Regions from separate parts of the Mus musculus genome. Here region 1 is linked to region 2. Evidence: chromatin loops called from intact Hi-C (ENCODE). Cell type or tissue: left cerebral cortex. All regions are shown on one strand. Each heading gives the region's core, and the rest is flanking DNA. Links, peaks and the distances in the headings are about the cores only.

What was found. Hi-C counts contacts between places; a loop is a spot of excess contacts. Peaks named below come from ENCODE experiments on the same cell type or tissue, not always from the same donor. Only the 100,000 strongest peaks of a DNase experiment are listed, where the experiment ranks them.
Region 1: it touches region 2 in a loop (2.0-fold over the local background); 4 of 42 quality-filtered maps call a loop at or near these places.

Annotation. Positions count from the first base shown.
Region 1 is chr13:84,045,247-84,060,040 of GRCm38, forward strand. The region is part of intron 1 of Gm17750 (predicted gene, 17750); the gene reads right to left. Among named protein-coding and RNA genes, the nearest start is that of Gm17750, 12 kb to the right of the region's middle. RefSeq lists an enhancer at 12,985-14,794. In left cerebral cortex, for the core only: no CTCF peak of the experiment used is centred there; a DNase peak (open chromatin) is centred at 7,173.
Region 2 is chr13:83,877,193-83,894,690 of GRCm38, forward strand. Gm52045 (a long non-coding RNA gene) reads right to left here and starts at 5,992. Exons shown (of 3, transcript XR_003950631.1): 1 at 5,049-5,992; 2 at 3,511-3,939. It overlaps 2810049E08Rik (RIKEN cDNA 2810049E08 gene), which reads left to right and starts at 14,016. Exons shown (of 3, transcript NR_036594.1): 1 at 14,016-14,222. In left cerebral cortex, for the core only: no CTCF peak of the experiment used is centred there; no DNase peak of the experiment used is centred there.

The sequences.
Region 1 (14,794 bases), core at 4,203-9,202, 170 kb after region 2:
GTGTGAGGTAGAAAATTGTATTTAACCTTTTTATAAGCACATATAAACTATTATGCTTCTTAATTCTGAAATAAAATAAAATATAAAATAAATAATAATAAAATATAATTATTCTCTTCATGAGGGCAAAGCTCTCCATTTTGTCCCCTTCCAGTTTTGTCCCATAGTCTCTAAATTCTAGCTTCACTAAACCTCCATTAGTTATATTCATCATTAGCTTCTTGTGGTGGATCTGATGACTCTCAATTTTCTCCTATGCAACTGTTTGATTTAACTCTCTTGACCATTTGTTCCCCTCTAAGCTATTCTGTTCCCAAACATGGATTTCCTGAATGAGCTACAGACAATATCCAGCTACACGGGATGCATCACAATTTAGAAGCCTCACACTGAGTAACACTGAAAACCTCCCTTTCCTTCTGTGTCACAGTTGGGGGGGGGCCTCAGAAGGCCTCAGTTTTTGAGCCAGAATAAAGTATGATTCACAAGCGTCCCGTTAGTCCACACAGTCATCAAATCCTGTCTAGTTTCTCCTCAGTACCTTTGAAGCATCACACCTTCATGGTTTTGCCATCCCCTTAACTCTGAACCACACAGTCCCGGGCCACTGTATTGAACAATTTCAAAGTGGATCCTCAGTTGCTCGACTAAGTATACAATATAAATATCCTCTTCTTTTTCTGAGTTGACTAATCATGTGTTAATAGATGAGCTTTTTGGTGAGGTTGGCAGACCATGCTCAGCAGAGATTGGGATGCAGCAAAGCTGAGAGAAGAGTAAGAACGGTCATGGACAGCAGCAAACTGACTAGTAGGAGTCATCCACACAGTGTCAGAAGCTGGATAACGGCAAGAAGCAAAGAGCAGATACCAAGTTTGCTGACAGAAATGCGGTGGCAACAGCAGAGGTCCTGTAAGCTTCGGCAGAACACCACATTTTCTAAACTTTTATTATTTCATCTTAAGTTTTTACAGACAGAATTATGGGATGTTGCCTAGCCTGATGCAACATTTTTCCCTCTGGCATGCAAGTAGCTAGGACTATATTGTAGCCCACGTCCTATTCAGACTGTTTTGAATGAACCAGGCAAACAGTTGATTAAAATATGCAAGCCAGCACCCTTCTTGGGCCAGCCAGCCTCAGAAGAAGGGGAAAAATGTTAAAAATTTGTGCCATATTAGTATATATAGTACTGAACTGTAATTGATCAGCAGATGGCAATAACTGAATAAGCTAGTTAGTGAATAGGGAAAATTTATGTTGAATTCTACTTAACTTTTAGTTTTTCTTCATCTACTTCATTTTAAGGGAGTCTAAGGTAAAGAACTCATTTTTTATCTCATACTCAACTATCTGTCTTAGTTTTTGATATTTCTTTTGGCCTTATTGCTCCCCCTTATATTATACTTTTACTTATTGTAATCAATAATCTATACAAGCTGTTATGCTTACCAAGGATCAGAGAGAGAGAGAGAGAGACAGAGACAGTGACAGAGACAGAGACAGAGACAGAGAGAACACGATACAGTCTTTGGATAGAATAGTAAACTCCTACAAACATAATTAGTGACCAACAAACAATGCACTTAGCAAAGGATATAATTTTACACAAAGCAAATACATTTAGTTTGGCAAATTCTACTATTCCCATAATTGAAGGAGTGCTTTGTTTTCTGCTCAACATCAGTTCCATATAAATCAATCTTTAGGACTGAAAATTTACCAAATCTTAGGTTTTTTTTTTTTTTTTGTAAAAATGTAAACAACAGATAAAATTATTTAGCTTCTCTAACATAATCTACACAGATTTTTCTTTTTCTTTTTTTTTTAAAGACCATTATCATTGGTTAGTCCATGAATTAAAAACGGTTAGAATGTAAGATTGGAGGTTGTGTTTATTGTCCTAATTTAAAGCAACTAAACCTGATGCGAGCAAATGAACATGAGTGTAGAAGCTATTTAGTTTTTCCTTTTCAAGTGCTACAGACTTTAATTTCTTTGTTCTAATTTAGTCCGTAACTGCTTTTGTGGGTCCATTGTCCTTGGGATTTACTCTGAATTCTATCTTTCTAGATATTAAAGAGCTATGAAGCATATTATATGAAATACTGTGAAGTTAAGAGTAATTAATAATGATTATATCATGCATCAATTAATAAATCCATTGCAATTACTTATAACAGCAAATTAAAAAGTGGCTTCACACTCATGGATCAGTGAGAGCTCAAGAAAAGTCTGTATGTTTGGAGAATGGGTGTATGGGTAGTACTTAGTGATAGGACATGAGTATCTTGGCCATAATATGTTTTCACATGTCTTCTGAAAAGACAAGATATTTCCCCCTCATTCCCAAGTTAAAACTTTTGGCGTTGACAAGTATCCCATATCCTAGATCATTTAAAAGTCACCTACTGACTATGCCTATTAATCTGATTTTCTGTAAACATAAACAAACAGACAAGCAAACAAACAAACAAATAAGAGCCTGAGTCACACCATACATACCTGGATTACACTGCTCTCATACAGTGGTTTATTGTTCTTTAGCTTGCCAATAAAATCGCCTTTCTAATCAAAAAGAGGGGAGAAGAAGAATACAAAAAGCAAAGCAGCTATTGGGAAAAGTGAAAAGGAATAGGAGAGATGCTGATTCTGTCTTTCTGTTGGCGGGACTCCGTTCTGGAAAAAGACCAAGGGCAGAGGAGGACATAGTCCTAAGTGTACAGAGAGCTCCAAATGGAAGTGTTCACTGAATCTCAGCTCAAGAGCGTTAGAAACCCATGCCCAGGCTCAACAACATGCTTTCCCATTACAGATCTTATGTTCAGTACTCTATGATGCGTGAGGACCACCTCTGGCCAAAAACGAAGAGAGGGTATGAAAAAAATTAATAAGTAGCTCATTCTAAGTAGTGTTTAGAATGTTTCTATTAATTTTAATTATGTCTGTTAAAAATCAGATCAATACATTTAAACCATAATGTGTCAAGGCAGAAAACATCTATTCTTTGGGTAATATCAGGCACATCAATATGCTATCCACTGAATGTTAAGTCTGTTTTGCTGACATATGAATGTAGAGAGATTGTCTTCAGTCTTCCCCCATGTATTTTGATTGGAATTCACAGTTTCTCCCTACCTTAAGATGAGGACTAATCTAATTCAAGCTCTGCATCTAAAACCTTAATTATAAGTAAACACAGTATTATCTGTAATGCAATTAGAAAAAACAAACAGTGACCTGGAGTCATCTCTGTCCTTCACACTGAGCCGTGAAAGGACTTTGATATGGGCCTAGGGTAGTCATGTTCTATTCCAGAAGAGACTCAATGTGATATTTCTATAACTTTCTGTGGATTCAAACAGAATTTTGTTAAAAACAATTAAAATGGATTTACTCACAAGATATATATCTGAGGCAATCATATGCAGAGAATATCTGTTATTTGTCTCAGGGAAACTTCCACTCCGAGTCTGTCTGTCTGTCTGACTGGTTGACTGACTGACTGTTTTAATTATACCCGTCGTAGGAAATGAAAAGAAAAAAAATCTTTGGATGTGTGTCTTAGTTTGCTTTGTGTTGCTTCCACAAAACAGTGATTAAATGAGGGAAGCCATGCTGAGACCCAAGGTTGGAGCTTGAAGCAGAAACTGCAACAGAGACTATAGCAGAGTGATACTTACTGGTCTCTTCTCTCACTCACATTCATCTACATTTCTTATATAGCCCACTTGCTTAGGGATGATACTGCCCACAGTGGCTTCCTATATGAATGAGCAATCAGGAAAATACCCACAGATGTGTCTATGGACAATCAGATAAAGGAAATTCTTCCCTCTTGCATGGTTTTGCAACAAACATAATTACAAAAGGCTCTGCAGATTGATCCTGTTTTCTCCAGATGAAAGTATCTTTCAGCTTATCTCTGTCTCAAATGATTGTTTAGCAGTGTTTGGGATGGGTTTAGCTAGCTGAGCTATGTCACAGATTTTGGAATATTTCAAGAGAATCAAAATATACATTGTTCTTTACATTTAGGGATATACTGATTTTAATTTAAAAAATAAGATGATTTAAATTAAACCCACAGCCATAAGCATCAGCAAGTGAATGAAAAAGATACTTAGAACCTCCAAGTTCTTCAAAACTCTAAAAGGTTCCACTATTCCGAATGACACCAAAACCTATTTGTGTGATTGTTCTTGCTAATGGCTTCCATGTGTTCTAACTACTTGATGCATTCATTCTGTGTACTCACTTTGCATTTACAGAGCATATTTGTTGAGATTAAAAACTATATAACTAACTGTTCATATTTAATTGTGTAAGTTAAATTCTTACAAGTGTATATACCTGTGAATCTATTACCAGTCAAGATGATAAACACATATTACCCACAATTCCCTTGCCCTAGAGCTTTCTGCCAATACCCTCTGCATGATCTACTTTTTGTTATTACAAATTACTTTGAATTTCCTGAAATACAAAAATGGTTTGTGCCATTCCCATCTTTTATTCCTGATCTGTTATTCTTCATACAGTAATGAAAACTCATTCAATACAATTATGCTGAGAGCCCTCTATGTTGTATAAAGCAATTCCTAAATAAATATAAGCTATTCCTAAATTTTAGGGCTATAGAAGCTATGCAAGTTTGGGCTTTACATGGCTATACAATTACTGTGCATTTTGCCTTTTTTTCCTACTAGTTAGTAGTTCATCAAACTATAACTCTTTCAAGGGTATACTTCTATTTCACAAAATGTTATAAAATTCCAGGGCTGACAACAAATTGCATTTTCTCTTAATTTATGTATATCCATACATTAAAATAATTGATCACCTCAATAAGTAATCACAAACTATTTGGTGACCTTGGTGGTCAAATTATGAAAAATGTCCGGCCTAAATTCCTTCTGGATTTCTTCTGGATTTCATCCTTTTTACTTTTTTTGATCTTTTGTTTCTGTTTGTTTGAGGAAACTATCAAACCTAGATACTTAAAAGTTTTTAAAAAATTAAATTAAATACAGACTTACATCTATATCTACACTAAGAGGAAAAGATACATTTACATAGGAGGAAAATACGTATTCTCTTATTTCAAGTTATTTTTAAAATTATGACTGACTTTTTAAATTTAGAAAATATGGTGATATTCTTCTTTTAATTGAAGAATATAGGACCAAGATGGGACAGATTTTCAGTTTTACTCTAGGAAAATGCTCATATTTCACAGGTATGCCATTATTAATGCTCAACTTCATTGTCATTTTTCATTTGGAACTCACACTGGGAATACAACATGAGAAAGAAATGGGGGATGAAACCAGATTATTATAATTTGCAAGACTAATTATGACTTTGAGTTTTCCTGAATAAGCTAATTCTTTCTGCACTCTGGGATCAGTAAGTACAGGAGCAGTCTCACAAGGGCTTCACTAAGTTTACCACTGCGTATATTTATAAATAAATTTGGTGACACTAAATAGCATTTTAATTCTCTGGTTTTGTTGGGGTTTGCTTCTAAAAGTATTCAAGAAGAGTGAGATACAGGAGAGACCAATGTGGGGGCAAATATTAGCAGTATACAAAAATATATATGTATAAAAATGTCATAGTGGAACCCATTATTCTATATGTTACTGAAATTGGACTTTAAAATCCAGTGCCCCAGGTATGTTCTAACTAAATAATAATAAAAAGGGACATACTAACCATGCATTATGGGCCTAAATATGTTTGTTTTAAATGAACTGTTTATTTTTATTGGCATCACTGGAAAACAGGACTAAAGAAGGACCACAGAGAACGTGAAAGGACAACAGGCAGACAAGAATGGAAGGGAGAGCTGGAAAGGTGCTGGGTGGAAGCAGAAAGGACCTAATAGGACCTATTGCTTATTTCCATGTTTGTTTGTGAAGAGCCTTATGAGTAACATGAAGTGGTTAGAACTTCTCTCATAACTTGAAATCGGTTTGAGATGTTGGTCTGAAGGACCCAGCAAATGCTGATTCCCAGGGCTCCTGTAATGACTCTGTTAACACACCCTTAAGGAAGCCCTTCAACTCTGCCATTCACTGCATGTCCACTCAAGAGGGGTCCTCTATGTGCATTAACTAATTTCCACTTTGTGAGACTTCTTGTTTTGCCTTTACCTCCAATTTTATGCTTGTATTTTGTTCCAAGATAAAAATGCCGCAATAATAGATATGTGTGCCTTTTGCAAAGGCCCGTGTGCCCCAAACAATACAGGGATAAACTATATAATGTCAAAACTGCTTTTCATATGCCTCTAATGCTGATACGTTTTATGAGATAGAAGAGCAAACACTGTCCTCCTCTAGTAGAGATACACAAAAGAAGTAATCAGCTGTTTGTGGAAAAAATTGTGGAGTTTTGTGACAAAAACCAGTTTTTAACTGGAGGAGATATTCTACTGAACATGTCATGTGGCGAGTTTAATGTGCTCTGGGAAACAAACTACCCCATAAAACTTCCTAACACAGCTATGACACCATGACAAGGGACACACTTTCTCATTCATATGACATTGTGTACTGGATGTAATACACTAGGCTTGTGTGCAAGACATATATAATTACTACTATTTTCTTTTGACTTTTCTACCTTAGGTCACTATTTTCTCTATTCTCAATTTATCTAATATTTTAGCAAGGATGTGTTTCATGGTCACTTTGTACTTTCCAGGTAGTTCTTGACTTTGATTAAATAGACATGTAAGCTCACTAGCAGTTCTTATGTGGGAGTGTCTATTGCTACAATAAATACTATTGGATATTCTGTAAAACCTAACTGTAGAAAATAGCATTTAATAATGAGGGAATGGGCTAAAAGGACTTTACTTATAGTGTACCATGCTTTCCTGTGTTATAAAGTGCATTCCTGAAATGTGAACACCTCTATAATAGTCATCTTCTCCATACATCCAGTGCTCGCTCTGCTCTTATGCATGTCTGGCCTCCACTGAAACCAAAAAGATCTTGTTCCCTTATGTGTATGACTGTTCTTGGCCTTAAAATAAACTCTATCACCATGAATGAACCCAGAGCAAAAACAGCTAGTACAGCTACATTTGGGCATATTATCAGGCAAATCCAGTTAGCACATTGTGAAGCTACATTTAAGTACCTAGGGGTTATGACACAAAGTGACAAAATTGAGCAGGGAGTTGAATGAAGCCATCTGCATCTGTCTTCCTGTGCCAACACAAGGAGGTGTGCCTACTGAATGCAGACTCTAACTCTAGGTTTCCCGAAGTGTGAAGGCTTTTTTGAAGTCTTCATGTTCAATATATATGTATATATGTGTATATATACATACACACACACACACACACACACACACACACACACATTTTGATATGCCATAATGGCTTCTGTGGGCAGCAAAGAAGAAGCCTGTGAGCCTCAGAACTCTCATTCCAATCTTTTCAACAACTTCCTGTTATTTCCTCCCAGCCACAGGTGAGTTCCAGGCTCTACCGCACCACAAAACAAAAGAACAATAAGTCCGTCTTTGGGACATTTCCTATGGTTGGTTTTAATTAAAACACAGCTCTCCCCAGTTTGGTGATTTGAATTACTAAACTCTGAAGCTGTCTTAGTAATTTAGGGCTCAGAAAGAATTGTTCCACTTAGAAATGCTACAGATCTGTTGATCATACCAGGGTCAATGTAAACAAATGGCAAATACACGTGTGTTGAATATTTCTCTCTATATATGTCTATGTTTCTTATAAAGTGTAGAAACCCTAGAGCACATACCAAGTGCTATATATTTATGTAGCTGTGGATATCACTTATATATTTGAGATCCTTTTCAAGTATAAATCTATATTTATCTCTGTTTTTTAGAATTAGTATCTGAGGCAGTAAATGCACATTTTGATGCAATACATTGCACTTTGTTAATAATAAATTATTGTATCTATATTCTAAACATTTTAGTAGACAAGTATTTTCTCTCAATAGTTTCGTTGCCTTGGTATAACCCACTATAGTTCATGTCTCCTAGTACTTTTGATAGACATAACTATCATTAATTCTTCTTGTTATATAGAAAGTTATATTTTTCATATTGCTTTTGCTTGCTTGCTTGCTTTGCTTTCAGAAACAAGATGTCACTGTAGAGTTCTGAGCAGCCAGGATCTCTCTAAACAGCCAGCATTAGCTCTAAACTCACTATCATCTGGACTCAGCCCACTAGATGCTGGCATTGCAAGTACAAAAGACCATACCTAGCATTGTTTCATTTTTTAAAAGAACAGTTGTTTCCTTTTAGAAACAATATTTTTTGCTAATTTCAAGCACATACTTTACCTTAAGGTATAGATGCATTATTCTCATTAGCATTAATTAACTGCTATTCTTAAAAAGTACATTTGTGCATTTTTGGAGTTGAGATTTTATTAGTGTTGTTAAGTACTTTAGATTTTTAAATATTCATTTAATCATTTGTTATATATCAGAGTTGAATGGCTTAAAAGTTCTTTTAAATCAATTGCCAGCTTTGTTTTATAAAACCTGTTTCAAAAATTAGTCTACCTCAGTGAAAGAAATACTCTTAATGGAGAGAAGAGAAGAGGAAAGAGCTCACAGGGAGAAAACTGTCAAGTGAACTGATGAGATTTGTTAAATATGGATTCATAGAACTCATATTCACAGATGTACACAATATATTCCTACTGAAATTGAAAATATGTTTTGAAAATCTCCAATTAAAAGTCCTATATCCATGAAGGCATTTTTCATCTTTAAAAATTAAAAGTTAACCACATAACATAATTTTATGACTTTTCCTCTAGTCCACATTTCAAGGTTTTTGACAGGAAAACATGACAAATTTTAGTCTGTAAAAGTTCTAAAGGAAAATATATCACATTTTACCACTTTCAGGAATGTTTGCATACATAAGCTACTGGTTAGCGTCTCTAAATGTAACATACAGTCTTTGTTTTAAATTCATACTGAAGACACATAAGGTTAGCCCTTCAAAGGTATAGCCCATGCTGCTCTTCTGCTGAGTCACTAAGTTGTTTCAACTTAGCAGATAAAATATTAGTAAAACCAAATCTCAATATGAGACAGAGAAAGGGAACCTGTTCTCAGATTTTGGAAAGAAATCATTCTAAAAAGGTCACCTCAAATTCGTGTGTCGCAATGACACATGGTAATCCTTGAGCCCTACTCGTGGCATTGGCATATATGGATAGTAGTATGTAATCTAAGACTGGACCATGCCTAAACTGAAGGGTTTAGATCAGATCACAAATATGCTATGATTTGCACAGAAGTCAATTTAACCTAAAAAGTATTGTTTACATAGAAATTCCAAGTTGTTTATGATTACTCTGTCACAAAGTCTATAAAAGTTGGTGGTTTCTCCTCCAGCCCTTCATATGCATATAAGCCTTTTGTTCCTGCCTTTGCAAGAACTGTGTTTTACTGCTTTCACAAAATTCAGTTATAGCTCAAGTTATTTTAACAAATGATTTTTTTCTCTCTGTTAAAAAAATGGTTCTAAGACAGAGATTTTACATTACCGAGAAAAAGGAGGAAAATTGAGAGAATCCTTTCATTCCCTTCTATAGCTTGCTATTGATGAAAAACAAAAGAACAAATATAATTGGTAGAACAAACCCTACAGGAATTTCTAGCATCATAAACAGGCATATTCTTAATTGTAAATAGTTCGACTTTATTTCCAGAACTTTACCTATATATATGTCGGTCACCTCACCCCAATTGGGCTTCCATTTCAATACTTCAGCCCTATCAGAGTAAACAAGCAATTGTTAGAACAGGAAACCCAGCTGAGGTCTGGGGGCTGCAATCACTCGCCCCTCTCGCTCAATTCCATGCCAATAGCTATTGGAAAGGGAAAGGAAAAGAGGTCTGCCACTGTGGCGCGTGGAAGGAAGGGGGCAGAGGGGCACCACTTCAATCTCCGGGCTCTGGTTCCTTCTCTGTGTCATCAGAGAAAAGAGATGCTCTTCATTCACAAAAGAAAACAAGAAAATCTCTATAATTATTTTTGGCTCAGCTCCATTGAAATCCATTCTCCTGGAAGTATCTCTGTTTTAAATTAAAACAATGCTTAGAATATTCACTCTCTGCTCATGCTTTTTCCTCTCTCAGTATTTCTGCATAGACATCCACCCCACCCCATTTTCCTCTGGTATTCTTTATTTTTTTGGTCTCTCTCTCTCTCTCTCTCTCTCTCTCTCTCTCTCTCTCTCTCTTTCTCTCTCCTTCCCTCTCTGCCTTTGTGTTTTTTTCACTTTTTCCATCTATCATGCTAAATGAAGTTGGAGTGTGAAGCTGCTAACACCAAGCCTCCCAGTGCCTACTGAAGATCTCCATATTTATTGTCAACTGTACAATCTGTCCCTACTTCCATCTTGAAATTTTCCCATCTGATATCACTGTGTACTTCAGGAATGTTGATTTGTGATGTGTTGTTTTGAACCAAAACTAAACAAAAACAAAAACAAAATATCCAAACCACACTACCACCACCAAAAATCAGACTACTCCTTGTGTATCTTATTAATAAAATTAGAATTTACTTTGCTTCCCCCCCCTCTCTCTCTCCATCTAATTCACAAAAGATGGATAATTGCCAATAGTAGGTTGCAGTTATTAACTTCTAGCAAAAAAAAAAAAAAAAAAAAAGCTTAAAAACCACTATTTTTAAATCCAAATTCCATGACTTAGTTGTACGGACTTAAACACATTTTTTTGTATCATTTACTGTGTTTCTCCTTTTCAGATAAAAACTTTTACCACTTTTGTTTCTGTTAAGAGAAAATAATTTAAGCTAGTATAGTTTCTGTTTCTATACTTACTAAAGTTATCATCTGTCTCTCATCTCTCCTGTAACAGTGAGTTCTTTGGGTTCTCCATATGAGGCAAAGATTTTACTTAAAATGACTTACATTTTGTAGAATTCCAATTTCTCAAGGTTTTCAATTCTCGGTAACTGTAGGCAAAATTTGCTGATAAATTTTATATTAAAAGAGGTGATCTCATTCCGAATTTCACTAGAATTAATGAATTCTGCTATTTCTCACTTTCTAATTGCAATAATTAATTTGTGTTCATTTCAAATTCTCAGCACCATCACCCATGAAGTTTGCACCCTATTTAGGGGTGCATTCCTACTCCTGTGAACAATGGCTGGTTTGTGTGGGCAAGTATAAGGAAACCTTATCCACTTCCCCCCCCAACCCACCCGCCCCCCCCCCCCCCCCGCCCTGCACCAGTTTGGCAAATGAAACAGAATACTGACAGTTGCCCAGAAGTGAAATGTCTCTGAGATTTCCTATCTGCCCAACAACAAGAAAGCAACGTGTAACTGTTTATTAAGAAGAGTTTGGGAATCTATTTATGAGACTCCATAAGAACCCAGATCATGGGGCTGTACTTGATTTACCAAAGTGGGGTAACCTCCTACACACACACACACACACACACACACTGTTGTTAATTACACTGTAAACATTTAATACACATTCTTTTTGTCCTTTGCCCTTTTCACAAGGAAAGGTGGCAATTTATATGTACTCTGGCTCATTCTTCTCATTGTTTTATTTCTTATTGTTCTGGCTTTCTTTCATTTCAGTGAAAAAGAGGCGGACATGTTTGGGAAGACAAAAATGTTTACCTAGTTAATATTTTCATATAAAGAAAGTCTAGGCACCTTCTACATTGTTATATGGCCTTTGTTGCACCACTAATGTGGAAGCTGAATTTTAATTACAAAATACCGTGAAGGGAATGCAGTAGGAACACGTAGCCCTTGAGTGTTAGCCAAATGACAGCAGGTTTAATAGCAGGAATGGCTATGCTTGGGATCCATATGCATGTTCAACTCACACATTGAGGCAACGCAATAAAGCAGAGAGAAAGCAGCTGATACACAAAAGGGACCGTCTAGACAGTGCCCCATCAGTCTGGCTAAATTTGGTGCTGGCATCCCCAATGGGATTGTAATATAATTGTTCTGGTGTCTGCGTTCATTCCCCTTGTCAAACACCATTCCAAAAACACATCCTTCTCCCCCCAATCTTTCTTCTTCCACAAACATGAAACCCAAACTATACAGTGCTGGAGAGGGCATGAGATGGTCCAGGCCCAGGAAAACATTACAATTCAGCAGAATTGCACTGTTTAATTTCCTTTTTAAAAAAAAAAAAATTTCCCTGTTAGATAACTCTGATGTAATTAATTTCACTGAATCTTAACAATTTAAAATTACAGAAAAAATTTAAATGCAAATATAAACAGCCTTAAAATACTGAGCATCATAGATGAAAGCAAACAGGCCTTCTATTCCTTTGTACTCATTAACCTCTGTTACAAAATTTAACAGAAATCAGAGCTGTGGAAGTATAGAAAAGGACATGGATCATAAATCCTAATGAGGAAAAGGCTAATGAAAACAGGGTTAAGCAAAAGCACAGAAAATATCAATTGTGTGGGGTTTTTTTCTGTCTTGAGTTTAAAGCCACTGTATTTTCTTTCTCTCTAGACAGCTCATGAAAGTTACATTTCTGTGAACTTGTGAAATGAATGATTTTATGTCTTTGGATTTTTAAAAGAGAAATCAGCAATCTACTTGCTCATAATAATTATTAATTTATATTTTAAAATATTCTAGTTTAAGAAATCAAGAAAAATGAAAATCATTACTTAAAGAATAAAATAAAATATACATCATTAAAATGAATAATGCATAGATTATTGATAGAAATGTTTATAATCTAAAAACTTCCAAAACACTGGAATTAAAACTGTCAGAACCCACCGCCCCCAATGAAAATGCAGATTTGAAAGTTGATAATAATCTAACTGCATGCAATTATTTTGTTATCTATGGACACTGTTGAGATGTTTACATTAATTAAGAAGCCCATTTTTATAGCCATTTTTTAATACCCAGAAAAATGAGATTGGGAAAGAAGCTGGGCTACTGAGTGGGTATGTATTCCTGAGAGTGTGTCTGGATTTGTTTTTCTGTTTGGGGGGCTTGAATAACCCGTCCCTGGTGCAATAAAGAGAGATTTGTCTCCCTGCTTTCTAGCACTTTGGTGATGCTAGAGTAGGGTGCCAAGTAAGTTAAGCAAGTCTCCCATCCGCATCAGGAACCACCTTAACCTAGAGAGCTATCAAGGAAAATACTTTGGGATCTAGATGCTGGCTTTGACCAACTGTAGGAGGCTAAGAGGCAAACAGACCCACCAAAGTCTGACAAAGGCAAGAAGTCCCTGAAGACACAAGGCAAAAAGACAGAGCAACAACCCCATAGAAAACTACACTTACAGCAGCTCAGAAATACACAAATACCGTTTAGAAATGGCCTAAAATTCTCACATGGGAACAAAAGGTTAACTATATGATTAAGAGATATATTGTTCTGTTTTTGATTTAAAAAAAAAAAAAGAAACACAATTTGTGACTTCATATTTTTTTCCTTTCATCTTATAAAATTCTCATTCTGAATTTGAGCATGGGTACGAGAAGTACGGTAATTAACAGAGTCAACAATACAATATTTTAACAGAATATCCACCTGCAGCTGGTTCTTTGCTTATAATTGTTTCATTATTCATTTTATTTCTTGAGCACGCACTGGTGGAAAGCAAAAGAAAGGCATACTGTAGGCCTCCCTGAGATGAAACACTGTAGCAAAAGCTGAGTTTTATACTTGGTTTTCAAACTATTGAATAATATCCTATGAGACCTCTTAGGTCTTAACTGGATTAAAATGAATATATTTGTGCTCCTGCTCTTCAGTTAACTAATGTGCATGTGAATTGACGCTGCGAGGGAGCCACACTGAGAGTAGATGCAGGGGACAGGACGAGTGTCGCTGTGCAAAGGAGTGAGCAGGCTGCCTTTGCCTCCGACAAAATGAAAATGAGCAGGCCTTGGGGTCTGGTGCATTTTGTCGGGGCCAGAAGAGCAGCTGAGCTGAGGGATGAAGGGGGAGGGGAAAGGGTGGTGGTAAAAGGGAGGTGGAGAACAGGGTGTGGGGTGTGTGTGTGTGTGTGTGTGTGTGTGTGTGTGATCACTCTGAGGTTTTAGTTATGACTGTGGTGCTTGCGGTTTTTGTTTAGTTGTCTCGCAGCATAAACAGCCTTGAGCTTCAGGTTCAGGGTGGAGTGCATGCAAAGGGAATGTCAACGTAGTTCTCTTTCTGTCCTTTCCCCGTGGTTGCTACTCAGAAAACTGTGGCTGGGAAGGAGTGGGATGGGGGGGAGGTGAAGTAAAGAGAAGGGGGTCTGTCTGCAGCTGCCCCTCTCACACTTGAATAAAAGAACTTTTTTTTTTCAGGGGTAGGGAAGCTGTGAATACCTTTCCCAATAAGAGATGAGGCATATTGAAAACTATATTAAATTACCCTGATTAACAATTTAGCCACGAACAGGGGAGCTTTGGGAGATCTCTATAGGCAGGACTGGGGGCTATTCATGCCAGCAGCTAAGAGGTCGAAAGGTTTCTGAAGTTCACAGGCTCAGAGCCTTTGTTATGCTAACAGACAATCTCAAATCAGCTGCCTAGTGGAGTGTGAAATATAAATGATTCCTTGAGAACTTCCAGTAAGTTGTCACTCTTGCTCTCCAAATACCAGGACAGGCTGCTAATTTCTAGCAGACCCTTTTGCAACATCGCTAGCCCTAAATGAATGCCTTTGTAGTTCAAATAATCTTTTCAAGGGAGCTGTCCTATCATCATAGCCCAAACGCATCTTGGTTTTGACTATTAAA
Region 2 (17,498 bases), core at 5,591-10,590:
AATACAGAGCTTACGCAGAATGTTTTCTAAGGTAGAATACACTGGTGTTTTCTTAAATCAACTACTTCAGGAAGAAGGATATGGTTCTATGTGTCATTTGTCTACATTTGGATTGATCAAGAGAGCTGATGCATGTAGGCAATAAATAAATAAATAAATAAATAAATAAGCAAGCAAGCAAGCAAGCAGTGGTTGTGTTGTAGGCAGTACATTGACTTGTTAACCTGAATTTCATTTTGACCACTTTTGTATTTAAACTAAATTCCATAGCGTACATATGTGCTGGGGGATCGAGTCTCACCTAAAGACTAAACCACTCTTTGAAAATAACGATAGCTGCAAAGGTGCTCACCTCATCCAACACCGTCTCATCCAGTCTGTGATAATTCTGTGCACGGATGCAATGTATTTTGATCATATCAACCAGAAACGCCACTCCAACTTTTCCCAGAGCCCTTACCAGCTTTTCTCTGAAGATTCAGAACTTGTGTGATTGAAATCCTTTCTCACAGTAGTGTGAAAGCACAACATAAGGCTCTGTGGAGATGGTTCTGTGATGGATGCATACATCAGCAGAGGCCCTTTATTCTTTGGCATTTGTGAAAATTATTTCATGTTTCCCTACATTTTAAGTGCTAATTCATTTATAAAAATCATTCTAAATAGTTTCTTCATTAGAGTAACTGTCAAGTATCAATTAGTGAAACTAAAATTGACATTGCTAATATTTTTAAGACATAAAAATTGTATGTTAGAAAATTTATGAAAAATAAGAGTAATCTGAAGTTAAAAAGAACATATGAGTTAATTCTCAGCTGTACACTGGTGGTGTCTGCCCATTTGTAAATTAAAATATTTTCATAAAAGAGTATACATGAATGTTCTACTATGAAAACTTATCTACAAAGAAACTAACCTTTATGACTATTAGTCAGAGTCCCTGCCTCTAGGAAACATAAATATAATCTAATGAATCAAAATAATTCTTCTTAATCTATATCATTTTCATTGTACACTGTCTTTAAGTCTCCAAAACCTTTCTCTATGTAGTATATGAAGTTGAGGCTTTTTGTTTATTTGTTTGTTTGTTTTGTTTCTTTTTTCTAATCTGGAAGTTGATAATTATTTTAGGTCATTATTTAAGCATCTGTTTTAGTGCTCAGTTTATTATTTTTGATAATTTAATAATCTTAATGTGATTTTTACTGAATGAGCTTTTTAGTTGCAGTTTGAGGTCAACATGATAGTGTATTTACGGTTCTTTCTCTAGTATCAGAGTTTGATGACGTTCACTTCTGGATACTATCCCCTCAATAAAGAAGCAAATAGTAAATTTTTATGGGAAAGCTTTTTGGGCAATAACTATTTCTCAGAGTTGTGTGATAATTATAAAGTTTCATTGTATTAAGACACACCTTATAACTTTAAAAAAATTTTGAAATATTTGTAAATATTTAAGTTTTTCAAGCAAAAGCACAGACATCTCTTTCAAGCCTATTTTCTTCTTTGTGTCTTTAAATAAAAACTAGTGACGAAATGATTTGATTTTATATTATGTAAGAACAGAGGCATCCTGATTTTACAGTCCACTCTCTAGGGCAGGTCGGGGACCCGGCAGTCGATGGCCAGCACAATATGACCTCAATGGCACTCTTTGAAATGCTTTGTCTCATAAGGCTTTGTCTAGACTTTTTCAACCTTACTGTCTTTTTCTTAAGTATTATGGTCTCTGGTTATGTGCTTATATGGGTTTTGTGAGTTTTTCATGTTTTTTCCTTTGTTTTATTTTTTCCTGTTTATTTAATTTTTATTCTAGGGATTGTTTGTTTTATTTTTTGTTTTGTGTTGTTATTTATTTATTTATTTTTGCCACTTTGTTTTCTAAAAAAGAGGGAAAGAAGGCGTGGCATTGCAAGAGTGGGGAGGTGATGTGTGGAGGATCTGGGAGGAAGGGAGAGAAAGGATACTGTGATCAGAATATATTGTATGGGGATTTTTTTTCCAATAAAACATGTTTAAAAAGTACAATAAAAAGAACATGAGAAAGCTGCAGATGGACAAGTAGACACTTGTGCTCATGTTTTATTTTAAAAAGTAATATATCACACAGGTGCTTTTTCCTAGTACTGGGATTAAAAGACGTAGTAATGAAGTGAAGTCCCCTATATCATTTCTCATATTCACTCACAATGACTTCAGGACAATGAATTTACATTTTAAAGTCTTGGTGTTCCAACTTTTAATTTTTTTCAATTTTACTTTATTTTAGAAAATACTACATTTTTCTTAAGAAGAATTTCAGTATTTATGGCATTACTACATTAACAATATAGGAGATGCTAGACACACCTCCTATAATGCTTGCAAACTACTTTTTAGTTTTACTCTTTCCACATTGTCTAATGTGGAAGTCCTAATGTCTTACTGGACCACCGAACTCATTTTCTCTTTATAATGTACATTTCTTTCTTTATCTGCCCTCCATCTTCCTTTTCTTCTGTATTTTCCTCAGCCTTTCATTCTACTCTGGGCTTTCTTCCCTTCCCTGCCCTGGGTTCCTCCAGGCCTGCTATAGTGAACATCAGAACATTTAGCTGCAGTTGGGCTTCTAACCTTGATCAACTTCAGCGTTTGCAAAGGGATTCTGCTTCTTGAATTCATTAATAGTGTTTTGCCACAAAAGGCTTTGTGGTTCTCTCCTGAAAATAGAGCCTAGCTTAATAACATTCCATTTATGTTAAAGACACATTTAATCTGTAAATGTGACCTTTAGAAAATTTCTCTTGTTTTTCATTAAAGAAACACTGCATTACAGATATTAATTATTCCTTGATGCAGTATTTTAATTAGCTAATCATGTGCTATTTGCAGCAATAAAGAATGTAGTAAGGTATGAAGAGTAATACTATGCAATGCAAGATTCATATCAAAGAATCCAATTCTGAAGAAAAGACATGTTCGAGGATGTTCTCTGGGTGCAGTTGCTTCTATGAAATATTCTGTTTAGAATAGTGCTTTCTTCTGTTTTTCTGTTTTGTATTTTTAAATGCCCACGCAAGCCTGTTTAAAATGCTGAACATATCGTTAGGCCCATCACTAATAAGTGAACGTTCACTGAGGCATATTAGCAGGCTCCAGCAATGTGTTGAAATTGTCACTGAAGTGTTTGGAATCTGAACACAGAAAATGACAGGCAATGCCGAAGGTCCAGCCCCACTGCATGTCTTCACTGTAGCTGGAGTCACTGGATTGGTGAAACCAGTTTAGGTTCAAGGTCGCTGCTGACATTCAGCTGTCATGGCTTCATTGTCTGCTGGCCTTCTCTCCATTGACACATTCAAGAGTACTTTACAGCAACCACAAAGAGCCAGTCAATTGATACCATTACACTTCATGCACACACAAACCACAAGCCTGCTCAGGACTGTTGATACACTCTAACATTTATTCATTAAGGCATCTATTGAAAATGCAACTTACCCAGCCCCACTCTTAACAACATAGACTTACTTGTTTAGTCCAAACATTTAGCTTCGTCTTTTTCAAGTTTTGCACAGCGTTCTCTAATTGAGGTAACATTATCTGCATTTTAATGCTACACCATTTATGTCCAATGAAAGATTACCTGAAGAACCCTGCCATTACCACACTAGTTTAAATACAGGCAGTTGTATAGAAAAATATACACAAAAGATGTAAGCAGGGGAAAGGGAGATATTTATTTGTTCTGGGAATGCCATGGAAATCCAGTTGCTTAGAAATGAAATAGGAGTCTGGAGTGAAAGGATGGAAACCTAAGCTTGGGTCGGGAAGACGCTGTGATTACCTCCATTGTTAGGACCTCTTTGAGCTTTGTTGGTGTAAAGAAAAACCCACTAATGAATCTATTGAAGCTTGCCAGAACTTTGTGTGGAAGACAATGTAAGTTATGGTGTTGATCTAAAAAAAAAAACAAAAATGGTAGTAAGGCATGTGGATACATAAAACAGCACATATGTCTCTTTATTTACAGCTTGGTCATAAAAACAACAACAAAAAGTTGTTTAAAGATTGTATGTTGCACAACTGGCCTATTTACCATCATTTGAGTCAGTATTCTCAGATGTTGAAAAATTCTTGATGATGAGTTATGAGAAAATATGTCCAATTTTTAGTTAAAAGATTAGGAAATCAGAGAAATACCACACACACAATGGCTTGTTGGCTTCCTACCATTCTTTGTGAAAAGAAAAACAAGTTTACAAGTAAAGGTGAAAGGTTGTTTAACATTTTGCATATCTTAAACATGCAAAAATATTTCATTAAAGAATGTAATTAACTGACATTAGAAGTCGCAGACCATGTATTATGCATTGTAAAACATATGCTTCCTGTTCTTAATTGTATATGGTGTTTCTAATAAAATTGAATTTATTTTCCAGTCTGATATAATATTCAATTATAGGAGTATATTTAATGCACAAACTGTATTATTTTCTAAAACAACGCTATTGATAATGTTAGAATTCAATTGACAATTAGAATAGAAGAGAACTCTAGTGAATTACTTGATCAAGATCATTACTAGTACTAGAAAACATTAGCTGTGTAGCAAATAGTGTAAAATATTCTTCTGAAAGTTCTATTCTGAAATTTTGCTAAATAATTAAGTATTACATTGGTAAAGCAAAATAACACTAATAAAAAGATTCCTCATACCTCATTGATCTCCATCTACATACATGGCTTGACTTTTGCACAAAAATGAAGTTTGCTAGCTGGAATGAATAATTTTTCCCATAACTCTCTCTGAGGACTTAAATGTGTCAATAGGCTTGTTCATATTTTCATGGACATACAAGCACTGTTTCTTCAAACTATACTATTTCAGGGCATCAAAATGAACCAGTAAGTTATCATCATTCTTTCTGACAATGCCAAGGGTCTCTTCTCTCTGAAACCTAAATTTCTAAGCCCCTAAGAGACTTTTGTGGAAATTAGTGGCAAAATTTGTTACTATCTGCTTTTCTTTCATTATATTTTTAAAAATCACATTAAGAAGTACTTACTGAACGTGTGTACACATGTGCGCATGCATGTGTGTGTCTGTGCACACCGTGGAATTTGGAGAATGTTCTCAGGAGATGCCTTTCTCCTTCCACTCTGTGGGTTACAGAAATCAAACTCAGATTACTGGGCTAGGATAGATCATGCCTTTACCCACTGAATCAGTTTGTTGTTCCCCAACCATTCCTTCTGAATAAGATTTTAAGTCAGAAAATTTGGCTTATTCATTGAGAGATTTTTGGTTGAGGATTGCAAAACATACAAAATACTCAAGAGCTAAAGGGAATCAACAGTCACAGTGTAACTTCTACAGGCAAGAAATCTGACTGTACACTCTATCTGTGTTGTTGGTCTCTGTAACAATCCTGTGTATCACCACAAATGTTGTTTACTTTCATGGATGAGCTTCTACCAACCAAGAAAGGGGAAGCTTCAGCTTAAGGCAAGGCCAATATTTTTCTGAATCGCATACCATACTGAAAGTATATTCCAGAAAAACAAGCGAACAAACAAGCAAACAAACAAACGTGAAGAATCTGGATATGACTTGGTTGGGGTTGCTGGTGATGTCTATGGCAAATGCCGCCTTCTTTCTCTTTTCTAGACCTCTTTTCTTTCAGAGCCCTATAATGGGTTTTGCATTTTGCCTTTCTCTTCCATCCTTTCCTTTCCACCAGAGAACCTTGGTGATTGGCCTGGCCATCTTCTATACCTTTCATTGGCCTTTCATTTCAGGCATTATTCATGACAGCTGCAGAGGTTCTGCTGAGGAGGGCATTTACTCAGACTTGGTCACACTGTGTCTTTGCCTGGAGCCAGTCCAAATCTTACGGGTCTCTGTAAACATCTAAAACTTTTATATAATTATACCACAAATAATCCTCAGAGCTTTTTGTCAATATTCCCTCTTAGTTCTTATGATTTAGGAGACAATCTTTTATGGCAAATCACCCCATGTTTGCAGTGGAGAGCCCAGATGAATCAGCATGTAACAAGTTTTATGTTGCTGTCTGCACATGGGTGTTTCTGTGCACACATGTGAACTTCTAGTGCTCTCTTTCTAACATCTAATCATTCTTTCTTCACACTGCCAGTGTATACATAAAATTTTATATGGTTCTCACATATTTGTTGAAGAAAATGAGTGTGTTTTAAGCACACATTATTAGTTAAAGAGTTTTGTAAATTTTTGTGTACTTGTTTATTAGAATGTCAAAGAGATTGTTCCACTTGAAAATTAGAAAAGTGCTTTTATTACATGTGTAGTCATTGTCTCTCATAATACAATTTGTTTTTGTCTTTCTGTATTTTCAAAAGCTATTTAAACTGTTGACTTGGAAAAAATGCCTTTGGGAAAATGACACCAAATAGTATTAAATAATAGCAAAAGGAGAGAGATGACCAGGGAAAATGATCCACATATTTGCTGAAGATAAGTACAGATTTCTATTTTTCTGCTATAATTTGATTTAAAAGATTTAGGATTATGTTAGATTTTACATTAGAATATAGATTGTTCTGAGGGAGGTTTCTTCCATTATACAATTACCATTTTCACTGTTTTTTTTTTTAATTAAAACACAGTTAAAGTAAATATTCCATGACACCATGACTCAGTATTTCACCATTTGGTAAAAATATATAAATCTTACAAATAATTTACCCAAACTCTAGACTTCGAGAGCGTGGACTGTGCTTGTGCAATCCTCTCTCGGTCATTGTCTAATGTGGAAGGAGTTGTGCTTGATGGTTGCAGCCTGTAATTAGTGAGATCAGTAATCAAGACAGCTGTGATGTATTTTCCTTCAAGAACTAAAAGAGTGAGGACATCTGTCTGAGATGAATGAAATGGTCAAATATAAATGAACCTAAATTTGCTGTGTTGTGTGGTTCTTTTCAGGGAGAAAAGAGAGTATATGTCCCTCATGAGAATATTTCTTCAGCATCAAAATTGAGTAACGTTTACTTCCTGGCAACAGAATTTTATGTCCCAGACAGTAAGTCCTTGGGAAGATGTCAATGAATGCTAACACTAATTGATGTGATCGACCCATATGCGCGCACACACATTCACATGGTGGTATGCAATGGTGGAGAAATCACCTTTTGGCTCTATTAAGAAATCTGTCACTTTTAGGTCAGAGTAAAATTTTGGAGGGTGCCATCTTCCAGTGGAAAGCTATCTTGACCATGGTGGTATGCGAGAGTTGTTTGTTGTTTGCCTTGTTCATGATGCTTAGTCAAGGAGACACTTCCTTTCAGATTCTGTCTTCCAAACCCCAGGGCTCTGTTCTGGGCAGTTCAGCCTAATGGAATTAAGCCTGACATGTTTCAACTCTATTTCTTTATAAAATAAACATAAAACAATGGCTTAGATTTCTAATAAAACTCTTGAAGCACGAGGAACTCCAACTTTCCATATTCTTTACACATCTGTAAATAAAAGCACATGAAAGAGAAGCACAACAGGACAAATCAACATAAATTTGAAATCCACCGCAGCATATTTAAATGTGCAGTCTCAGTCAAAGAGAGGCTGACCCCGAGGCTTCGTGCAGTTTGAAGCTAATTCTTTTCGTCAGGATGGGAACGTCTGAAAGTCCATGGCTGTGTCCCACCAGTAAGGCTCCAGTAACTGAGCTGGCCCACAGAGAATGGGCCCACTTTGTAGCGACACAGCGGGCCCAGACATCACCTATTCTGCTCTCCAAACTGTCATGCATAACAACTTTATTGTGCTAAATTGAACTTGAAAGCAACCAAAGGCTATGAGAAGGAGAGGCTATGAGAAAAGCGTGCTGTCAGCTCTGGCAAAGGCTGACCTGGAAAGTAGGCTCAGGGACGGGGAATAAAAGACCAGGCCCCATGAACACAGCATATTGTTTCATTTTAAAGTATGATTCCCATACCAGAGAAAGTAGCAAATGTGATGTAAATTTATTTAAATAGATTCGACCGCTTAAAAGTTTTTCAGCCGCTCTTATCCAACTTTCCCAGCTCTCTGATTCGTTACTTACAGTGGGAATATAATGACATATAGTCATCATTGTAACAGCTTCTTTGCAGGGCACAATGATGATTAATAGCCAGCAGCAAATTTTCACATGGGCTCTGAAGCACTATGGCATTAAGCAGCCAAACAGTCCCAAATCCCCCTTTTCTGTTCCGCTGAAAAGTCCCCTCCTTGTACCTTGTAGATAGGAACAAAGCCTATCTAATTCCAATCAGCTTTCCCCCATTCAAAGGGACCTTCTCTTTTTCATAATTGATTCATGTGCATTTTTTAGGGTTCCCCTGAACTGAAGCCACTTTCCTCCCTTTCTCTGCTCTCTCCCCACACCAGCACCCCTCTTTTTTGAGGGAACGAAGAGTGCAGAACATTCAGCAACAACAACAACAACAACAGCAAAAATCTGTGGTCTTTTTTTTTTTTCTTACAAAAAATATTTGCTAAGTAGATTTCTCAGTTAGTACCAGTGTGTGCTTTGGATCTAAAGGTTTTATGACAAAAAAATTAAGTCCTGGATGTCTCCATCATGTGTTTGAGTTACGAAAAAGTACGAACTGAAATGTTGAAGGTAGAGACCCTGCATGGATGGGTCCTGTGAGGAACTCTGAGAAGCTTTGGCTCTGGTGAAGCACTCGCAGCTGGGAAAAAGCCCCTGGCTCTAGACATACACTTTTATTTTATCCCTGTGCTGGTAGCTGTGACAGAAGGTACAAGTGAGCAAGGCTGAAGGCAGGAAAAGTGAAAGCTCACGTCCATGGCAGTCTTATTAAATATCCTTTTACTCTGTAGCACTCTTACATCATAATTACTAGGAAAAGTCCCTGCACAATTGGAAGCAGTGCTCCCTCATCCAATCCCCCCTACTTCTATTCCCTACCCCCGCCCCTGTGATAGCAACATACATGGCCTCAGCCAATGGTGTTTTGGGAAGGGATTGCTAAGCTAAACTCATTTGTGCCTCTGTGATAACATAGTAGTCACTTAGTACAGAACATTATTCGATATGCTTGAATATTTGTTTAGACTTCATACACTCTGCCCTCACTTTTCTTGATCAATCTGTTTTCTGGGGACCCATCTCATTTATGCCTATTATCTTTACATAACTATAAACCCTCTCCCCCCTTTAGCATCCTGATCTAAACAATGTAAAAATTCTATATGCCTTTGCTCTGGAAATGGCCATGAATGACTTACACACACACACACACACACATACACACACACACACACACACACACACACACACACACCACACACGAGGTTATGTCATACCTGAGCGGCTATGAATTGTCTTTTATTTTCAAAATTTAGGAAGAATGAACCAAACCTGGAAACGCTGCTGATGGTGGAGGCACCAATGATTGTGTCTCTCACAGTTCGGAAGTTGGTTGACCCTACATAGCTTCATTGATTTCTGGGAGAAATGAGACCATTTGTTGAAAGACATATTATAAGCCACATTTTAAATTTGACACTGTCCTGTGGCTGGGTCACCGTTCTCGCTGTGAAACAAAGCAAATACTTGAGTGACCAGATAAAAATATTATGCCATATTGCAGAACAGTGGCCTTTCTTATGGCTTAGTGTCTCCAAAAGTAAGTGAAGGATATATAAAGTGGATGGAAGAAGCTGTGCTCATCATTTTCAACCCAAATTAATAAGCTACATGTGACAGTAGTTATCTAATACTGTATGTCTATCGTAGTTTTCACTCCAAATCTTAAACAAGTGATAGAGGTCTAGTATTGACATATAGAATCACAATTTCTCAGAAAGTGTGACAAATCCATATAGCAATGTCACTGGACATTGAACTTTGAATATGGATTATGGGAAGAGTAATATGTGCTGTCACAGACCTCCTTGTAACAGGGTTACCACAGAGGCTTGTATGCAAGTCAGTTCTACAAAATTATGAAATAATGGACTCCTGATATGCCACACTTAGAACCACTACAACAAGCCCCCAAACTTCTTTTTTTTTCTGTCAAAACACATTCTATATTTGAGCCCATACAGATGGGTATCAAAGAATTATGATCGGCCAAGCGGTTCTTTGGAGGACCCCAGTTCTGTTCTGCAGCCATCCTCCTCAGACTAACCAGGGGGCTGTCCTATAAGTACAGACACGTGTTATTCCTCCTGTAGATTCTTCTTCCAGAAGTACACCAAGTGGAACCCAGCACAGATATTATCTCATTAGTCTCAAAGTTATAAAAAATAATTTTTGTTGGGATTTTACTCATGAAGTGAGTGAATAATTTTGATGTGAATTCTACCATCACGTCCTTTGTGGTAGCGATCTGCCCTCTTCAATAGGGTGATAGAGTAGGTTGTGGCCAAATTCCAACTCGAGGAAGTTCCCAGCTGTAAGTCCCACATGTTTGGAAATCTCTGGAAACCTAAAAAGGAAAGTTGGCTCCCTTAAGTTTTTCTGTCATCTTTCTAGAGACTGTATCTATTCTCAAAACAATTGGATGACCTTGTTTTGTCTTTCAGCATGAGGCAGATGCTTACTAAAATAAGACCAAAGAAAGTGGTTGTCCTTGAATCACAGTCTGAGCTATGCTTCCTATGACCTAACCTTACCAGTTCAACTTTCCTGACCTGATCTGCCATAATTTCCACAAAATATTATATTCACAAAAAATGGAACTGAAGCAGAAGAATGAGGCATCAGTCTCCAGATAGAGTGGATAACATTAGTTTATCATATTACAGTGGTAGGCGTGGCCAAGAACACCCTACATTCAGGAGAAACTTCTTGCTATTGCCTCAGAGCAGAAGTTTAAATTCACTGAGATGAGTTGTTTTTTCCCCAAACCTGAGGTTCTTAGAGGGGCATCTAGGGACTCATAGAGAAGCATTCAGGAGTCCTGTGCCGACCTTGTTTTCTGAAACGGTGTGAGGAACTGAAGCTCAGAGTGCCGTCTTAGGTTTTGGGTTGAAATTATAATGTTACCTTGTGCACACTTTCCTGCTCACCCTGGCACCTCCATCCTTCAGTGTGAATCATTTGAATCCCACAAGATGTCTCCCTGACAAGAGAGGGAGGAAAACTTCTATACAAAGAGCTGGGAAAAACCCAGATGTCCCTCAGCAGAGGAATGGATACAGAAAATGTGATACATTTACACAACGGAGTACTACTCAGCTATTAAAAACAATGAATTTATGAAATTCTTGAGCAAATGGATGTATCTGGAGGATATCATTCTTAGTGAGGTAACCCAATCACAAAAGAAGTCACTTGATATGCACTCACTGATAAGTGGATATTAGCCCATAAACCTAGAATACCCAAGATACAACTTCCAAAACACAAGAAAAATCAAGAAGGAAGACCAACTCGTGGATACTTCATTCCTCCCTGGAATAGGGAATAAAATATCCATGGAAGGAGTTGCAGAGACAAAGTTTGGAGCTAAGATGAAAGGTTGGACAATCCAGAGACTGCCCCACCCAGGGGTCCATCCCATAATCAGCCACCAAACCCAGACACTATTGCATACGCCAGCAAGATTTGCTGAAAGGACCCTGATATAGCTGTCTCCTGTGAGGCTTTGCCAGTGCTTGGCAAATACAGAAGTGGATGCTCATAGTCATCTATAGGATGGAACACAGGGCCCCCAATGTAGGAGCTAGAGAAAGTATCTAAGGAGCTGAAGGGGTCTGCAACCCTATAGGTGGAAAAACAATATGAACTAATCAGTACCCCAAGAACTCATGTCTCTAGCTGCATATGTAGCAGAAGAAGGCCATCATTGGGAAGAGAGGCGCCTTGGTCTAGCATACTTTATATGGCCCAGTACAGGGTAACGCCAGGGCCAAGAAGTAGGAGTGAGTGGGTAGGGGAGCAGGGCCGGGGGAGGGTATAGGGAACTTTTGGGATAGCATTTGAAATGTAAATGAAGAAAATATCTAATAAAAAATTAAAATAGAATGTAAACTGAGGCTCACTATTTTTTTCATTCATTCATTAATTTATTTACTTTATATCACAATCATAGTTTCCCTTTCCACCTCTCTTCCCATTCCCTTCCTCCGACCTGCCCCCCCATCCACGCCTCTTCCCTTTCTCCTCAGAAAAGTGGAGCTTCCCATGTATATCTACTGCCTTGGCATATCAAGTTGCAGTAAGACTAGGTACATCTATTGAGGGAGCCCAGTAGGGGAAAGACATCCAAAGGAAGGCAACAGAGTCAGAAACAGCCCCTGCTCCTTCTGTTAGGAGTCCAGCATGAAGACCTATCTTCATAACTCTTGCATATATGTGGAGGGAGGTTCACAATTATAGAGCTGGTGTCAAATACTTCTCACCAAAGGCCCAGTGCTGCCTCAATGTTCAAGTTATTTATTTCATGTTCATACTTATTCTTCCCTAGTCCTAAATCAGCTGACTGCGTTCACCAAAGCCAAGGTAGCTACTCACTGTCACATTTGTAGTTATACAAATAATGTGCTTAGAAGCATTTATGTTTAGAAATTTGGAATTTCTCTTGATTATGGAAGCTCATTTGGGTAAGGCATAGGTTTCAGTGCTCTATGGTAGAGCACAATAGGATAACCACAGTTAACAGCATTATTTTTAAAAGTCAATTTTAAAAGTCAATAGCATGCAAATGTGTAGAAAAACAAAACAAAGTTTAAGAACCCCTTGGGTCCTACTGTATTCCTTGATATACTCCATTTTTTCTGATCTTTCCTCTGCTTTTTCATATTTTTCTCTCTTCTCTTTAGCTCTACTGAGCCAAACAACTCTGATTTATTTTCTAGGTGTCTTGAAGAACTTGATTCAGAATAGCCAAGCAGATGTCTATAAAACCAGTTTAATAGATTTACGTTTTCATTATAATTGTTCTTACCCATGCTAGGGACGGGAGTGGTGATAGTCAGACAGAAGTTTGTGAAGGAAGCAATCCACCCTCTCTGCTATGACAGGCATCATTTATAAAAACAAGGGCTTGTAATAATAGCAATAAGACAGAGGTGCTATGAGAATATGGACAAAGCTGAGCCACAGCTGTGACATCAGAGAGACGTTAGCCAGTCAACACAGAAACTGCCACTCTAGAATTCTTTTCTGTTTTGGGTATCTATTTATCTGTCTGTCTGTCTGTCTGTCTAACTGTCTATTTATTTGAGACAGGATTTCTCTGTGTAGCTTTGGCTGTTCTGCAACTCACTCTGTAGAACAGACTGGCCTTGAACTCAGAGAGTCACCTGCCTCTGTTGGGGAATAAAGCAGTGCACCCCCACCCCTCGGTCCATTCTAGCATTCTTTTTTTTCCCCCATTCTAGCATTCTTAATAGGATACCTCTATTATTCAAGTTACTTACAGCTGGGAACTCTGTTACTTACCACCCAAAGCTTACTAACTGAATCCCACATCTACTCTTTTTCCAGTTATTCTCTTCTTGGAATATGAATCTTTGTAGTCTCTTCCATTCAATGCAGTAGAATGATAGGACTCAGAATACTGAAGCTGGAACACTAATAAGATTATACATTTAACCTCACTAAGTACATGTGATTTATTACAGAATGAATGAATTTAAACTCATAAAGCAGTTAACTTAAGGTTTCACAATCGAGTCTGAACACAAGAGTATACAATGCTAGTTGTCTGAATTCCAGTGACATCTATTTTTTACATTCCCCCCCAACTTGCGCTGTTTCTTTTTACTCTCACAATTCAACTCTAGTGAATTTAAAATGATCACTTTTATACTCTTTTATCCATAGATCACGGCCTTACTCAACTCACTTGAGAGAAACTCTCAAGTAGATAAGAACACAGAGATCCACAACACATGAAGACAGTGAGAGACTTTGGAGCACTCAGTCCTAAATATGATGTCTTTATCAAACCTTTCCCCTCAGGGATCTATGCAGAAGAGGAGACACATTTCAAGAGCCAGAGGTTATGTATGACTCAAAAGAAAAAAAAATGTCTTCCAAACACAACAGGACTGTTGCATATATAAACTCACAGAGACTGTGGCAGCATGTCAAAGTTCCACAAAGATTCAAGCTAGAGGGGAGGCTGATCATAGACGCCCTACACCCAGCTAAGAGGCTATCTGCATTGATGTCCACTGGTAAGACAGAAATTAGTGTTCTCCAATGCATTGTCCCTGGACATATCAACCACAACTGAGGGTAAGCCCCATGCTCAGGTTTTGTGTTGTCTAACACAAAACAAACTCAATGGCATTTTTTTTGGGTAAACTTTTGTTCCATGTTGACTTTTTTTGGCATTTTTTGTCTTATCAGTGTTTTGCTTGTTTTGATTCTGGCCTCTTATATATATGTTCACACACCTGTAGCCATACATGAGCATATACACCATACACATACACATGAACACACACACACATGAATTCACACATGCCCACATACACGTGAACATCTACACACACACACACACACACACACACACACACACACACACACACACATACACACAAAGATGTATAAGGCTAGAACATGCCTAACATGATGAAGTAAATTAGATATCACAGAAGTCATTTATGGATTTCTAGGAAGATCTCGATACTGTAGCTTCTTAAGAACTAAGGTTTTTGTAATTAGTGGTGTTTAGTAATCTCCATATATGTTCATTGTACTTTGCATATTGAATTTGTAAGGGGCTAATTTTAGAAATATAATGTATACAAAATGAACTGGGATCATATTCAAACCTAACACAAAGGAAAGATATACAAGAGTTGAACTGTTCAAATCCATCCCCATCATCCACTATAATTTGAAGACACCTTCTAACTCCTAGATCCCGTAAGTACTCACAAGTTCTGAGTGCGTCACAGGATGATGAACAAGGAAGAAGTGTGGTGGACAGAGAGCAAGAGATAGGCAGCTCTGGGTCATTGCTCTTGGTACCAGGCAGGTCTAGATCACCTTAGCTCACTGTCCCAGTATACTGAATTTTCTTAAAGAAAGAGATATTAGACAGCGATACATTTTGCAACAATTCTTCTAATTATATGCTCCAGTACAGGGGAATGCCAGGGCCAGGAAGTGGGAGTGGGTGGGTAGGGGAGCAGGGTGGGGGGAGGGTATAGGGGACTTTCGGGATAGCATTTGAAATGTAAATTAAAAAAATATCTAATAAAAAAATTGAAAAAAATTCTTCTAAAAGCCAGATAAAGTAAGATGGACAGCTTTATTAACAACCTGAAATATCATTTAAACTGCACATGTGTTTTAAACTTATTCTTTATTACAACAAGATCCTTATGTATATAAATAAAATTTTTAAATTGTTGTAAAAAATAAAATTTACCATTTTAAAATTGTCAATAATAATAATAATAATAATAATAATAATAATAATTTTCTAAGCATCCTTCTGCCTGACCTGATATCCCATGTTGCCTAGTGAAGCCTGGAATGCATGGAGTTCTTCCTGCTTGGCATTCTTAAGTGCTTGGACTACATACATGCACCACGACCCCTAGCTTAGTTATTCTTTCAGTACATAGCTCTGTGGAATTAAGTCATTCACAAACTGCAGACATCACCACCACCATGTTCCATAGAGCATTACTTATCTTTTGAAGTAGAAGCTGCACTCGTTAAAAACAGAGTTATGCAGACCCCCTTCCAGCGTCTAGAAACCACCATTTTGCCTTCTGTTTCTGGAATTTGACTCTTCCAAGTAATATTAAGGGGATGGTACAAGTTTTATCTTCTCTGCTTACTAGTTTATTTCATTCAAAAAATTTAAGCATATGTTAGAATTTCTTTTGGTTTTATGTCTTAATGATATTCCATTGTATGTATTACTACATTTGGGTTTCTATCCATTTATCAGTGGATATTGGGGTTGCTCTCCCGGATTAGTTGTAAATAATGGTGTTAAGAGTACAGAGATGGATGCCTCTTTGCATGCCTGCTTTCAATTATTTTGAGTATCTGATCAGAGGTTCAATTCCTGGATCACATATTAATTCAATATTTAACTTTATGGAGAATCACAATGTTTACTACAGCAGATCAATGACTTTATAAACCCATCAGAAGTATGTAAAAATTCTAACTTTTCCATGTTATCGTCAACATTTGCTATTGTCTCATTGTTTCATTGTTTTGTATCAGGCATTCTGATGAATGTTAGGTAGCATAACAGTGTGATTTTTACTTAAATTACTGTAACAACTACTGAAGTTGAAAATCTCCTCTCTCTCTCTCTCTCTCTCTCTCTCTCTCTCTCTCTCACACACACACACACACACACACACACACACACACACAAGAGATCAAACATCAAACCCAGGGCCCTCTTCATGATAACCAGAAATCTACTATTGAGCAGTATACAAATTCTGAAAATTAACATTTTGGATATTTGTCCATCTTCTGGGGAGGTGTGTTTATTCAACTGTGCTTCCTGTTTTTTGATTGAGGGCTGTTTTTCTGAATGATAGGTGATAGGAATTCTTTATAGAGTCTATATATGAATTACATACTAGCTTGTAGATTGCAAATGCCTTCTATCATTCTATATAGGTGTTTTGTTCTTCTGTTCATGGTGTCCTTTGATACATAGAAAGTTTTCATTTCAGTACCATGCAATTTAGCTCTATGTTTGTTGTTGCTGTTCTTCTATGCCTCTGTTGTGATTCCCAAGAAATCACTGCTAACTCTAACACAAGGCTTTACTTTTCAGCGATTTATAGTTTTACATGTTTGATCTATGTGGAATTATGTTTATAAGTGATATTAGATTATATTATTGTTGTACAAATGTGGTAAAAACATTCTTTTGCATTTAGATATTCTATTTTTCTATCAATTGTTGTGAAAAAGACGCAGAAGTTCTTTTATTGTTCTATCTCCTTCATGTGTTTTCTTGAGCATAGAGAAAACTAGGAACACCAGATAAGGGGTTTTAGTTAGCTACCACGATTTGAGCTAGCAGATGTGACACTTGCTAGAAGCGACACTGAGTATTTAACTAACTGCCCGAAATCTGTTTGCTTATTTCAATTCTACCATGGATTCATCCCTCTGAGTAATAGTATTGTAGACCACAAAGACTGAACAATTAACCAGATAGAAGGATCCTACTCTTTTGAAGTTTAAGCTACGATGATCTGTCACTTGGGAGTGGGATTGCATTACAAAGCTACCTTCTTGAGATTCCTATAAGGACAGAAAAAAGGCTTCCCTTTTTGACAATAATGACAAATGATTCTGTCCCCCAAACTATGGATTCCTTTCCCTTTGTTTGAGAAATAATTCCTAGTGAGTATATATTGCTTAAATATTAATCCACAGATGCTGTTATATTGTCCCACCAAGAAGTAAAATTCTTCACCCTAAGTAAAGGCATAGTAACAAGGGCTAATATTTCATATGAAATACCAAAATCAAACCAAAAAGAAGTTAAAAATATTGAGACAGTGGTCTTCA